2 separate regions of the Homo sapiens genome follow, and region 2 is linked to region 1. The links are chromatin contacts, found by Hi-C or POLR2A ChIA-PET in ENCODE. All regions are on one chromosome and are shown on one strand. The core of a region is the stretch at or near the end of the contact, and the rest is flanking DNA. Distances in the headings are between cores, read along the strand shown. Region 1 overlaps LOC105372649 (a long non-coding RNA gene). Region 2 holds the start of ZFAS1 (ZNFX1 antisense RNA 1).

Region 1 (7,107 bases), core at 2,615-5,114:
GTGCCTGACACACAATAATGCTCAATAAATACTTGTTGATAAAAACAAATGAATAAATGAATGATCAGTTGCTATACTAAGAAGACAATCAGGCTGGGCATGGTGGCTCACGCCTATGATCCCAGCACTTTGGGAGGCCGAGGCGGGTGGATCACCTGAGGTCAGGAGTTTGAGACCAGCCTGGCTAACATGGTGAAACTCCATCTCTACTAAAAATACAAAAATGAGCCAGGCATGGTCGTGGGCACCTGTAATCTCAGCTACTTGGGAGGCTGAGGCAGAGAATTGCTTGAAACCCGGGAGATGGAGTTGCAGTGAGCCGAGATGGCACCACCACTGCGCTCCAGCCTGGGTGACAGCATGAGACTCTGTCTCAAAAAAAAAAAAAAAAAAAAAAAAGACAATCAGAAAAATAAATACAATGGAAACCAGAGAAGTCCACTGTTGCCTGCTCAAGATGCTGAGCATGAAGCCTGTTCTCCTGATTCAGACAAGAAACCAGCCAGTGTGGAGTGATAGGAAGAACACACTCATAGCCAATGGAGACTTGCTCCTTGACAAATTAGAAAAATTATACTGGAATCTTGGCACTTTGGGAGGCCTAGGTGGGAGGATTGCTTAAGCCCAGGAGTTTGAGACCAGCCTGGGCAAAATGGCAAAACCCCATCTCTAAAAAAAAAAAAAAAGATACAAAAATTAGCTGGGTGTGGTAGTGGGTGCCTGTAGTCTCAGCTACTCAGGGGGTTGAGGTGGGAGGATCACCTGAGCCTGCGAGGCAGAGGTTGCAGTGAGCCGAGATCGGGCCACTGCACTCCAGCCTGAGCAACAGAGGGAAACCCTGTCTCAAAATAAATTAAAAAAAAAAAAAAGGCTTAAAAGGAGGCTAATTTTTTTCCTTTAGGAGTCAGTTGTTATAAACATTTTTAACAGTGAATTCACATACCATGCCATTCACCCATTTAAAGTGTACAGTTCAATTCTTTTCAGTATATAGAAAAAATTGTACAACCATCACCACAGTCCAATTTAGAGCATTTTTATCCTCCTCTGAAAGAAACCCTGTACTCGTTAGCAGCCTCTCCTTCCTCCGACCCCTCTAGCCCTCAGCAATCACTAATCTTTTTCTGTCTTTATGGATTTGCCTATTCCGGACATTTCATATAAATGGAATCACACAATATGTGGTCTTTCGTGACTAGCTGCTTTCACTTGGCAGAATGTTTTCAAGGTTCTCCCATCTTGTAGCCTGGATCAGTACTGGAGTCAGTTATTTAATGCTACATCCTGGGTTCGGGTAAAACGACCTAAAATGTGAGTCCCCCGCTTCAGGAAGCGCCGCTGTAATGAATAAAGAACCTTTTGGGGGAATCATAGCTCAATCTCTTCCTGGTTCTAAGCGGGCAGGTTCAGGCTTCCCTGCGGTGGGGTTGGAGCAGGAGGTTTATCTTTCAGCTGTCCTTGGGACTGGGCAGGAACTTGTTCAAATGTTACTGCTACTCTATCCTCCTTCCTAAATCAGGACTCTGGACGCTCCTGGGAATCACTGTCTGTTGCTGCTCTCTGGGAGTGTGAATGAATCACTGGGTGAGAATGTCAGTAGCACCTGTGTGTGCTGGTCTGGGGCGAGAATCCTGGGCCAAGGGGCAGCGGAGGGGAGAAAGAAGCAGATGGCCACGAGGCCAGCAAGGGGCTGTCCGACTCGTACCCCACAGCCAGCATTCCCTGCCTCTACCCGTACACTTGTTTTGGCTGCAGGAAGCTGTTTTAGGTGGAAATCATTTGATGTGTGTAGGTGCTGTCTTCCCAAACACACCGTGCTCGACAATTGCCCCAGCTCTGCAGGATAGACTTTTTGTAGCTCTTGGTAGCTACCCATTTTTTCAGCCTCTAAATAGTGGTGGTGCCTGTTTTAATCCTCTCATGGATCGTGTAAAGTAGGTGATCTTTTCCCCATTCACAGATGGGAAACTGAGCTTCAGGATAGTCACATGACTTGTCCAAGTTCTCATGATTAGGAAACGTTGGAGCTGGGCTTTGAACTGGACTGCAAAGCTTGTGCTCTTGACGAAATAGGAAGGCAGAGGCTGTGGTGGGGAGCAGCTTGGTTATGGGTACCCAGAAGGCAGAGCCGTTTCTTGCGTACCATAAAATGGGACATTTACCTTGGGTACTCCCTTTGGAGTGTGTTGCTGGAACTTGTGCAGGGACTTAGGGAATCTTCTGGGGAAGAGGCCAGCAATGTGTTGGGGATGGAGACGAGGAGCACTCAGTGTTATGTTTTGGAGCCTTGTCCTACACCTGAGGACCTCCAAGTCTATCAGTCAAGGCCCTTTGGGAAATGAGTGAAAGAACTCAACCAGCTCGAGCAAGGATAATTTATTGACTCATGTAAAGAAAATATCCAGGATAAGACTGCCTTCAGGTATGGCTGGATCCAGGGGTTTAAAGGTTGAAGCCACTGCCTCACTTTCTTTTGGCCTTGCTCTCCTCTCTGTTGACTTTGTGCTTAGGTAGGCATCCTGTGGTGGCACTAATGGCTGCCAGCAGCTCTAGGCTTTCTTCCTCCCCATTCTGCATCACAAAGCTGAAGACAGCATCTCACTTCCAATGGTCTCAGTCTCAGCTACAGGTCTGGGGTTGCTGCTTATTGACCAGGCTCATCTCACACCCCTGGTTCATATTCCTGAATCAATGGGTGGGGGGAGGGTGGGGGAATGCACTGTTTTGATTGGCCGGTGCTGGGTCAGGTGCATATCCTTGGAAGTGGAGGCATGGTCAGTCCTACTTGAACCACGTGAACCAAGAAGGAAAACTCGGGACCCTTGTATCAGAAGCAATGGGAATGGATGCTGGGAATGTTTCAGGCCACAGACATCCTCCTCGTGGGTGGCAGAGAAGCCACCATTCATCTCTGTGGCTTTGCTGCCAACTTGCCATGGGACCTTGAGCAAGCCACTTCCCTTCTCTGAGCCTCAGTTTCCTCATCTGAACAGCGATGATCTTTAAGGGCCCATACAGCCCTGAACTTTTGAGGCCAACAGGGTTTGTCTAGCCAACAGCCTGGCATCCTAGCTTGACAGGTCCAAGCTAAGGCTTAGGAATGCATGGCCTTCAGAAACCCTGGGGTCGAACCTGGGGCTGGGCGCCTGGCCTCTTGTTCTTGCCCATCCTGGCAGGGTACAGCCTGTGATGTGGGAGGGAAGGGTTCTGAGGAGGTTTCTTTGCACATCCCCAGCATTCTCCGTCTATAATTGGCTCCAAATGAAATGATCTCATCCCTGAACACTGAGGAAGAAAGGGTGGGGGTGAAGCTGCTCGCTGGCAGCATCTGACATAGTTTATGACTAACCCGCTTCCCTCCCGAGGCAGGGAGAGACGGTCCGCTCTCTCGAAGACAATGTACAATTTTGAAAAAAAAAATAAAAAAGTCTTGGTAAATAGATTGAGGAGGCTCCAGCCTCCTGGGCTTTTGGGAGGCCCAAGGCATTTTTCCCCTCTGCCCAAACCAGGTATCTTTTGCCCATTGCTCACAAGTCAACGTGACCCGTGCTATTACCATTCCCCAAACTTTTCACGTCAAACCCTGGCCGGGAAGGTGGTCAATGTAGCCAGTCCATCAAGCGATTTGTCCCATATGGATTCTCAATTGAGTTTTGTGGCCGGCTGGAGCTTGTTTAAATGCCCATACATTAATTTTGAAAGATGAGCTCCTAATCAACTTTTAAAAAGCTTGTCACAGCACCATCTGTTTGGCGTTTGTCACTATTGCATTACATAAGAGGAAAGACATTTTTAAAGAATGCGGCTACATTTAGTAATTGGATCGCCGGAGAGAAGCCAAACCGGGGCGGATGGCACCGTGATTCAGAAATGCCACGGGCCCTTCTCCGGGGTGTGGCGGCCTCCCCAAATTCCACGCGGTCTTGGCAGAGACCTGAGTGCAGCCCAGCTTGGGAGACAGGCTTGGGGTGGCTTCTTTTCCTCTTGCCTTGGTCTTCCTCTTATTTTTTCCATTTGTTCTCCCTCACCCCTTGCTACCCCAGTATTAGCAGTGACCAAGTGGCTTTACTTCCCTGAGTCCCAATTTCCTCATCTGGAAAATGGGATTCACAAGAGCACCATCTTGTGAGGTTTAAATGCATTAATGCCTACGGTGCCTGGCACGTGGTGAGTGCTTTATAAAGTGTTGCTATTTTATAAAGCTATGTCTGATGCATAGTAGGTGCCAACACATGTTCATTTTCCTTCCTTTTTCCCTTCCCTTTATTTATTTATTTATTTAGAGACAGGGTCTTGCTCTGTTGCCTAGGCTGGAGCACAGTGGTGCAATCTCAGCTCACTGCGGCCTTCACCTCCCAGGTTCAAGCAATTCTCCCACTTCAGCTCCCTGAGTAGCTGGAACTACAGGCATGCACCACCACACCTGACTAATTTTTTGTATTTTTTTTGGTAGAGACGGGGTTTCACCATGTTGGCCAGGCTGGTCTGGAACTCCTGACCTCAAGTGATCCATCAGCCTTGGCTTCCCAAAGTGCTGGGATTACAGGCGTGGGCCACCGTGCCCGGCCCCTTCCTTCCATTTAATTCAACAAGTTCTTAGGAAGTGCCCACGTTTGAGGCAGAGCTGGCATCATGCACATGCACAGCCATTTGCACAGGGCCCCACACTCACAAGAATGCTGAGCTTGGTTTAGCGTTCTGCTGTCGCTGGCTTGACATTCTTAATTTTTGAACAAGGGGCCCTGCATTTTCATTTTGTACTGGACCCCACAAATTATGCAGCTGGTCTCATCTGGAGGTCTAGAATGATGCTATGTCTTATTTGACCGTCTGATATTTAAAATAACAATAGAGTCAACGTTTTAAAATCAGGAGAGTTCACACAACAGTCTGGCTTATTTTAGAAAATTAGAACATCTTGCCACTGTGAGTCTGCATTCCCACACACTGCCACATGGGCTGGAGCTGGAGTCCTCTATACAGGCCACATCCGCCACTGTCCCCACCACTCCTGGAGGCTTTGGACTGAGTCTCTTTGCTCATTTATAGAGCTTCCAGCATGGTAGCTGGGATCATGGGCTTTGCAGCCAGGTATGTGTTCAGCTTTTCTGTTAATCATCACAGTAACCTCTCTCTTAGGGTAGTAAGGATTAAACTAGTTAATATAGGCAAAGCATCTGGAATATGTTGCACTGTTATTGCTACTGTTCTGCTTTATCCTGGTGCAGAAGCTCAGACCCCCAGTCTGAGGGCTGCCCCTCCGGGAGCTGGAAGCTGCGCCTGTGGCAGCTGGCTATGAAAGCGTCTCTTTCTGCTGTCCCACACAGCAGCCGTTGTCAATGTCCACTTTCTCTCCCTCCACCTGCAGCACCAGAGTTCACACCTTGGGCCCGCCCTCCTAGCATTATTTTGAGAAAAGGGCCTTCTGTCCTGTAAATAGGCTGAGTCATCCCTGCCTCAGGGCCTTTGCACACGCTGCACTTGCTTCCTAGAATACTTCTTTTCCCATCGCTTTGCTTGGCCATCTTCTCCTTTTGGTCTAGCTCAAATGGTACTTCCTCAGGGAGGCTTTTCCTGATCGCCTAAGAAAAGTAGCCCTGTTTTCTTTCCCCTGTCATACACATTCGCCTATATTATTTTCTTCCCAGAACTGGTTTGTTGTGTATCTCCCAGAGGACCAGGTCTGCCTTGGTCACTGTGATATCCCTAGCACTTAGGCCATTGCCTGGCACATGGTAGATGTTTGATAATTATTTATTGAATGAATGAAGGAAGGAAGAAAAGAATTCATCAACTCCTCATGACCACCCTGTAAAGCAGGGACAAGAGACCTGAGTCATGGAGAAGAGAAGGGACTCCTCAAGGTCGCACAGCCCAGAAGGGGCAGAAAGGGTGATGAGGACCTAGGTTTTCTGCTTCTACACCCCCTGTCCCCTCAACCCCCCAGGTGGGAAGCAGCAGAGACATTTGGATCTTTGGCTCGACCAGCCACCAAGAACGGGTCAAGTGTGCAGCAAGGCCCAGAGCACAGCGTCTGAGGGTGGTGAGAGCGATTCACCCAGGCAGCCAGGAGGCGAGACTGTTTACAGGGGCTAGCGGCTGTCGCCATGACAACCGGACAGCCTACAGCTTCCTGCGTCACCAGGGACGCAGGTTTGCTCTTGGCTGGGAAGCAGTGGGGACAATGGAGTGGGGGCTGGGAAATGGGGGGACCCTAAACACTCAGTCTTGGGGGGAGGCAGTTCTCATTTCTGGTTTTTTTTTTTTTTTTGAGATGGAGTCTCGCTCTGTCGCCCAAGCTGGAGTGCAGTGGTGCGATCTCGACTCACTGCAACCTCTGCCTCCCGGGTTCAAGTGATTCTCCTGCCTCAGCCTCCTGAGTAGCTGGGATTACAGGCGTGTGCTACCATGCCCGGCTAATTTTTGTAGTTGTAGTAGAGATGGGGTTTCACCATGTTGCCCAGGCTGGTCTGGAACTCTTGACCTCAAGTGATCTGACTAACTCAGCCTCCCAAAGTGCTGGGATTACAGGTATTAGCCACCATGCCCGGCTGGGAGTTCTCATTTCTGAGAGTTGCTTGAAGGCTGGGAGGGCCTGGTGATGCTACCTAAGTGTGTGTGTGTGTGTGTGTGTGTGTGTGTGTGTGTGTGTGTGTGTAGTGTCTGGGCTGTGTGGAGCCAAGCTGCCTGGGTCTGAATCTCAGCTTTGCCTCTTCTGTGCCGTGGCATTTTGGGCAAGTGAGTTAATCTCTCGGTGCCTTAGTTCCCTCTAATGTAAAATAAGGTGGACAGTAGTACCTCATAGGACTGTTATGAGGATTAAATGAGATAATAGTCTCACGGCACTTACAATGCACCTTGCATTGTGCCTTAATTCTTGACATCAATCTACATCTGACTCTAGGTTGTCTTCTTGCTGGGGTAGTGGGAAATTTGGTCTCAATCATCCTCAGGGATCCCTACTTCCCTGGCTTTTGTCATTCATTCAACAAATACTTATTGAGCACCTACTGCATGCCACGTATTGTTCTAGAGGCTGAGACCACAGCAGTGAACAAAGCAAACAAAAATCCCTGGCAGAGTAGAGCTAACATTCTAGTAGGGATA
Region 2 (7,107 bases), core at 1,155-3,654, 68 kb before region 1:
CTTACCTCTGTGGTTGGTATGGGAATTCCTGGGCCTGGCATCCAGATGAGGTCTTCTCTCCTCCATGTCTGAGTCACCTGAATTCCTTCACGTTACTTTCTGTTATCTGGAAAACTGCACATGTTGAGTTATCAGTGTCCTCGAAACATAGCATCTAGCAGCAAAAACCCAAACACCATCAAGCCAGTCCTTCTGCCTTTGTTAACATTTTAATGATTTGTTAACTAAGGGTTAAATACAGATTTTAATCTAGAGCACAAGTGCTCGACTCTGCAAATGCCCAATTATGATATAAAATATTAAATTCACAATTTAGCTGATTTCAAGAGATAGAATTCCCCTTTCTTTTACCCTGGCACTTTCTTGGGGTAGAGGGAATGTCATCAATTCCCATTCAAAACTGCTGTTTGGTTTATGCCTTTAGCCAAGTTACTTAATCAGTTGCTAGGTTTCATTTTCCTTTCCTAAGAAGCAGACAATATTGTTGCCAGGACAAAAAGGAGTACATTTTTGTTAATCCAAAACCATGTGCTCACCACCTTATCTGGCATTTACATATCTGCCACTTATATAGTACCCAATAGCTTGCAGTACCCTACAGTTTATAAATAATTAGTGAGCAGTTATCCCCTTAGCCTACTCTTTGGAATGGAGCCAAATGATTAAGCTCTCTGCTCTACTGAATCAAGAGAAAGAAATTACATGTTTCAATAACCAGGAGGTTTGGCAACTACGAGGTGCTGTTTCCTCAGGACCAGCTAGAAATCTGATATTCTTTCTTCCTCCTCATTCTTCTACCTTGGTGATTTTTGACACTGGTCCTGTAAGAGGAAGAGGAAGCCCCTTTAAGGGAGCTTCTCAACCCAACTCATACACATGGTGTGGGCTGGGGCTAAGGAAAGAGTGGGTGACTCAGAGTCCTCAGCAAAGGGATTTTTGAGACTGTCTTCACTGAGTTCTAAAATATTCATAATTGGAAACTGTGACTACATTTGGCATTATATGAGGGGCAGCTTTTTTCCTCATCTGAAAAAGGAGTCTCTTTTCTTCCCCCTGGGAATATCTCTGGTGAGTCCCCTCCCTCATCTTATCAAACCCAGCCCTCCTGGCGCAGGCTCAGTATTTAGAGTTTGTTTGTTTATTTTCAATTCTCCGAGGGGAAAATTCCTTCTTCCCCTTGTTGAAAAATGCTAAAATAGAAACTCCAGAAAATTTAAAAGAAACGGAAGAAAAGAAAAAAAGATGTTAAAAAAAAGGCAAGGGAAGGAAGGGAGGAGTAGACATGAACAGGAAATGCTGGGATCGAAAACAGACTGAAGTGTTTTTTTTTGGTGGGGGGAATCAAGGCCTAAAGGGCACGAAGAAGAAAATCAGTGATGATCAAGCTGGCCTGGAGTCAGAATGAGAGGGGCTAGTCATCACCAGAGTGGGACGCAGGAGGCTGAGGTCGGAGGCAGAGCTGGGTTTGGGGGAAGTCTCCAGGGTCCTGGGGAATCCCTGACCCAGGGAGCCCACGGTCCCTAATGGAAATGTTATGGGGTCAGGGAGCGCCAAGGCTGTGAGGTGGCGGGGTTATGGGGGCCTTGGGGAGAGGGTGGTAGCGAGCACCAGGGGGTGCTTGCTGAGGACGGAGGCGGCGGGGTGGGGGCAGGGAGCAGGCTGAAGGGGGTGCCGAGGTGCTCTGTAGAAGAGGGGGATTGATAAGGTGACAGGAGGTGAGGCCGGAGGAATGAGGGGGGTGCGAGTGGCAGAAGGGAGGGCACAGACAGGGGTAGGGGCAGAGGAGATCGAAGTGCTGAGGGCAGAAGCGGTGACGGTGTCGGGGGTGCTGGGGAGAGCGACGGGCCAGCTGAGGGGATGGGGACACTAAAGAGAGTACAGGGGAGCCGAAGGGGCGACGGGGCGCTGAGATGGGCCAGGGGCTGAGTGGGTGACGGGGCGCTGAGTAGGCGATGGAGGTCTGGGGTCTGAGGGGGAGACGGGGCGCTGAGAGGCGCTCTGAGTGGGTGCTGATGCCGCTGGGGGCCAAAGAGGTGACAAGGCTCTGAGTGGGTGATGGGGGTCTGGGGATTGAGGGGGCGACGGGGCGCTGAGGGGCCAGGGGCTCTGAGCGGGTGACGGGTGCGTTGGGGGCTTGAGAGGGTGACAGGTCTTACGGGCAGAGGCAGTGGCGGGTCGGCGCGGGCGCCGGGGTTCGCGGCGAGGCAAGGAAGAATCAGGGGCAGGGGCAGTTGCGGGGCCACTCACCCGGCTCCGGCGCGTCCTTTCACTGCCGCCGGCGAGTGCTGGGGCTTCGGCCCAGGCAGGTCGGTGGCCCCGCCCGGCGCCGCGCACTTTCGGTTTCCGTTCCCCGCAGACCCTGGGCGGAGCCGGGCGGGCGGCCCAGAGGAGGAGAAGGAGGAGGCGGGGGCCCAGGGTGGAGAGCACGAGGGCCTGGCCCAGGCACGGCCGGCGCCTCCGCCCTCGAGGAGGGCGTCACCTCAGCTCCCCCCGGCGGCGGAGCCGGCGGGCTCAGGCGGGCGCGGCTGAGGGGAGCGGACCGCGGGGGGCGGGAGATGACTGCGCCCAAGGCCTTTGCGGGCCTCAGCCGGCCCCAGAGGAAGGGGAACCCGTCGAGCGGTTTGGTGCGTGTGAAGCGCGACATGGCGAGGAAGCGGACAAGCCCGGGTGGCCCGGCGTGTAGAGGGAAGGGGGCGGGGCTAGACGCGGCCTGGACAACTACTAGAGCGCCTCGGGCTGTGCTGCTCGAGACTACATTTCCCAGAGCGACGCGCGCGGAGCGGGCGGGAAAGAGAGCGTTTCGGGTCCAGTGCGCAGGTGCGAAAGCCATCTTTGGTTATATAAGGGAGGTTCAGGAAGCCATTCGTTCTTTCGCGTCTGCGGTGCCCGGAGTGTGGTACTTCTCCTAGTTGCAGTCAGGCTTCATACGCTATTGTCCTGCCCGTAAGTTCCCGTTTTGTGTGTGGTGAGTGGAAACTCCATGTTCTTCGTTGGAGACCTCTGGTCCTCCCTTCCCTTCTTTGTGCCGTCGTCTCTGCGGCCAGCCCTAATCTCCTTCTCGTGGCTTCTCCGTCTCTGACCCCAAATAGGCCTTAAGGGCGTGGGAGAAATGAGTTTCTGGAGCTGGAAAAGCCACTGCCTTCTGCACGGGCCTGAGAAGCCCTTGGCTGGTGTAAATGATGACTTCACTTTTTTCCCCATCAGATCGACAATGCTGACGTCTTATATTTTGCCAGTTAGTTCTGATACATCGGCCTCAAAAGGCCCGGCCTTGTTCGTTTCTGACCGTGGGAAGATGGCGGTTAACGCCCTTTATTTGTTGGTTCACAGGTTAGAGCAGCCAGCGGGTACAGAATGGATTTTGGAAGAGGGAGTCACCACTGGACCTCCAAGGAAGCCACGTGCAGACATCTACAACCTTCGATCTCCTGACGAGTAAGTCTTTGTCTCCTATGGGTCTACTGTAGAAAACACGTGCTTTGAGAAGCTTTAGTTTTCTAGGAAAACGTGGGATTTAACAAAGCACTTTCTATCGAGCATTTATTAGGTATTTAAAAAAGTGTTCTGACGGCCGGGCGCTGTGGCTGACGCCTGTAACCCCAGCACTTGGGGAGGCCAAGGCAGATGGGTCACCTGAGGTCAAGATTTGGAGACCAGCCTGGCCAACATGGTGAAACCCTGACTCTATTAAAAATACAGAAATTAGCTGGGCGTGGTGGTACGCGCCTGTAATCCCAGCAACTCACAAGGCTGAGGCAGGAGAATTGCCCGAACCCGGGCGGCGGAGGTTGTAGTGAGTTGAGATTGCGCCACTGCCCTACAGTCGGGGCAACAGAGCCAGACTCCGTCTCAAAAAAAAAAAAAAAAGAAAAACATGTTCTGAATGTTTTATTCTCACAGTTCAAATATTGGAACTAGGTTTCTGGTGAAGAAACAGGTTTAAGAGAAATGCCTGAAGTGAAAGAACCTTGTTAGTGAAGAGGCGTTTAACATTTTAATGCCACTTAAACATATTTTTGGATTCCATTCTTCCTGTGTGTTGGGGCGCTTAAATTTCCAAGTGGAGGGATGATTTATTGACATATTTTGGAAAGCCAAATGTGTTTTTCTGTTGAACTAGCCACTCAAACCAGTGCCCGACTACATAACTAATATTTTTGCTAGAGTCCAGGAGTGAGGCGTTTACAAAGTCTGGGCTTCATGGGAACACATGTGAAGCTTATTGTTCCAGATTGTTCTTTTGTCAGGTAACTTGTGGTAACTTGTGTTAAAATGCAATCTCTTGGTACTTGTTCACTTCCCAACTCAGTAAATGCCAACTACTTCCTCAACTCTTCCAGCCACACTGGCTTCTATCATGGGCCTGTACTCAGAGTGTAAGCACTGAAGACAGGGGTGTTTGGTTTGGCTACCAAGTTATTGCCAGCTACAGGATACAACACAGAAGTGCTCAAACACCGAATGCAAATTTGCAAATATGAAGCATACCAACCAAATCTTACTCCTCATGGCTTTCAAATCTTACTCCTCACTCAAGAACTTCCTGCTGGCATATATGATGACTTAGCTTTTTTCCCCGACAGATCGACTATGTTGATCTAACTTTTCTAAGCCAGTTTCTGTCTGATATGCCAGCTTGAGCAGCTCCTTTGTCCCAGCTCCCCTGGGCATCTAGCTGATGGGAGCTCATTTTTCTGTTTTTTCATTTCAGGTTTATTGTTGGCCAAAACCAGGCTTTGATTGAACCAGGATGAATGCGGGTGTTGGAAGTAGAATATATATATACATATAAAATTGGTAAGTGGTGCCAACACGTCTTCCCTGGCTGAGTAGACACAGGCTCTGGAGGGGGTAGTAGCTGCTTTTCAGTGTGGGTTTGTCACCCTACTTCTTGTACGACTCAAATGTGGCCTTTGCAGCTGATGATACAGCTTCTTTCCCCATCAGATCGACCCTGTTGATCTCTACACTATTGGCCAGTTTTGTCTGATGCATTGGCCCCAGTAATAACTCCTATCTTTGTTTTCTGCTTATCTTTATCAGAGACTATTGCTTGTTCATGGGAACTGGGCTTTCTCTATTTTTTCCAGCATTCAGATGGCTTCTTTTGACCTGTTAACTTTCTATAGGTTGGGAGCCACGTGTACCAGTGTGTGTTGATCTTGGCTTGATTCAGTCTGCCTTGTAACAGGTGAGGTTTCTGCTTTCTATCTGCCAAACCCCACCGCAAAATTTGTCCAACTGGGCCTAACCTCAGGACCCATTTCCAAGTTGGGTATAAAACTGGGAGAATAAGTCATTAGGACTGACATTGGCCTGTTGGTATTACTAGGTCTTTGTTGGAAATAAGAGCTTGGAGTTCCAAAGAAAACGAGCACTTGAACAAAAGATTTCTCAGCAAGGCAAATTTACTTCTGCCGTAGGGTGCTGCTGCTGGCATTCCTGGCAAGAGCACACCTAACAAAAGAGAGAAAGGGTTTTTATTCCTAACAAGTAGTCCCTGCTTCTGTGTCCTATCCCCATTGGCTGGAGTCGACAGCGCAATCTAAACTAGTCCTGATTGGCTATTTTAAACAGGAGGCATGTGGGTTACAGCTGTGGGAAGGGCAGGAAACTTGTTTACAGAGCTGGTTGCTAGGAGTGAGGGGGACTTTTCCAAATAGGGAACAGGTTACAGGTTGAGATTGGCCGGAGAAGTTGTTTATAGAACGGGTAACTCGGAGCAGGAAGGTATGAGGAAGTTGACCTTAAGAACAAAGAACAAGGAAGTTAAAACTTTGAAGAGAAATCCATTGTATCTAACGATTTCCCCCTTTTGATTTTTATAATTATTTCTCTTCAGACTTGTTTTAGCGTGTCTTGATTTTGTTCCTCTTGGTCCTCTGAAATTAGAAGCTTAACTGAATGATGCGAGGGAGGATTGAGGAAGATTTTGGTGGGTGAGAGCTGTTAAAATAAGCTTTTGTATTAATCCTCAGATACAGGGTATGATACAGCATCCTACAAGAATGAGCAAACCTATTCTGATGGCAGGAGATTGAGGACGTAAGTCCTTTCCATTTGCGGAACTATTTTTCCATTAAAATCGTGAAGGGGTCATTTATTCCAGAATTTCTAGCTAGCTCATTGGATAAAGCAGTAAGTCCTTGGGCCTTTGTTATGGTTCCATCGGGAGCAGTATTATTAGGGATGAAAGTACAACACTGGGTTCCAATCATGACACAAACTACACCTTTCTCCGCTAGTATCATGTCTAATGCTATTGTATTTTCTCAGGCCGTTTGACTGGTGGGCCCTAATTGTTAAACTGTTCCCTTAATAGCATCCCTAGTATAATTAATGAATCGTTGCTGGGTTACATTTTTTGTGTTTTTTTTGAGATGGAGTCTCACTCTGTCGCCCAGGCTGGAGTGCAATGGTGCAATGGTTCACTGCAACTTCCACCTCCTGGGTTCAACCTACTCTCCTTCAGCCTCCTGAGTAGCTGGGGGCTGTCACCATGTTGGTCAGGCTGGTCTCAAACTCCTGATCTTGTGATCCACCCGCCTCAGCCTCCTAACATGCTGGGATTACAGGCGTGTGCCACCACTCCCGGCCCAATCTACATTTTTATTTAGAGTTGACCACCAGAACAACATGGATTCAAACTTGCAGCTATTTGATTTTGGGCCTTAAATCTATCTGGCACTCCTCGTGGGATTCCAATGGCATCTATATAAACATGAGAGTCACGAGGGACATCCATTGTTTTATGATGTTCTGTTTTTATGTATGTTTTCTGGATGAAATACCAGGGTGAAAGGGAGATAGCCAATTGGATTAGAGCTCAAGTGCCACGCCAAGTAACTTGGCAGAGTATTCAGTAATGGTCCACCACAACACCACCATACGTTTGCTTGGGGATGAATAAGGGACGACTGATTGGTAAGCTCCTGGAAGGGCTTAAGCTCACTGCATCTCGTTAGGTCTCCAAGCAAATTCAAGTTCTCCCCCTGTGAGAGACACGAGGTAAAATTGGCATTGGAAGACGGATGCTTGATGGCCCTCGGGGGCTGACCCGCAGGGTGTCGGACTTCAGGGGACTTCAGGAAACAGCAGCGAGAGAGT

The links. A loop is a pair of places that touch in the nucleus more often than their neighbours do. ChIA-PET counts read pairs that join two places held with the same protein, here RNA polymerase II (POLR2A). Pooled maps may share reads with other maps.
Region 2: a pooled map shows a loop between it and region 1 (8-fold over the local background). The contact joins the promoter of ZFAS1 here to the enhancer-like site in region 1. A Hi-C loop is called at or near these places in 5 of 50 pooled maps. POLR2A ChIA-PET finds 5 or more read pairs at or near these places in 7 of 52 experiments (CD8-positive, alpha-beta memory T cell, H1, MCF 10A and 4 more).

The regions. Positions count from the first base shown.
Region 1 is chr20:49,341,912-49,349,018 of GRCh38, forward strand. The region is part of intron 2 of LOC105372649 (a long non-coding RNA gene); the gene reads left to right. Among named protein-coding and RNA genes, the nearest start is that of SNORD12, 65 kb to the left of the region's middle. Within about 2 kb of position 3,865, at least 14 of the 41 ENCODE cell types and tissues checked have a DNase peak (open chromatin) inside an H3K27ac peak, as active enhancers do; they include PC-3 and PC-9, where a contact is called at or near this core.
Region 2 is chr20:49,275,774-49,282,880 of GRCh38, forward strand. ZFAS1 (ZNFX1 antisense RNA 1) reads left to right here and starts at 2,405. Exons shown (of 4, transcript NR_036658.2): 1 at 2,405-2,943; 2 at 3,331-3,435; 3 at 4,712-4,797. ZNFX1 (zinc finger NFX1-type containing 1) reads right to left here and starts at 2,284. Exons shown (of 14, transcript NM_021035.3): 1 at 2,248-2,284; 2 at 6-114. The coding sequence starts at 66. SNORD12C (small nucleolar RNA, C/D box 12C) reads left to right here and starts at 3,172; the gene lies at 3,172-3,250. It overlaps SNORD12B (small nucleolar RNA, C/D box 12B), which reads left to right and starts at 4,540; the gene lies at 4,540-4,642. It also overlaps SNORD12. RefSeq lists enhancers at 1,459-1,518, 1,860-2,360, 2,361-2,861, 2,619-2,913, 2,789-2,988 and silencers at 2,059-2,288, 2,339-2,698.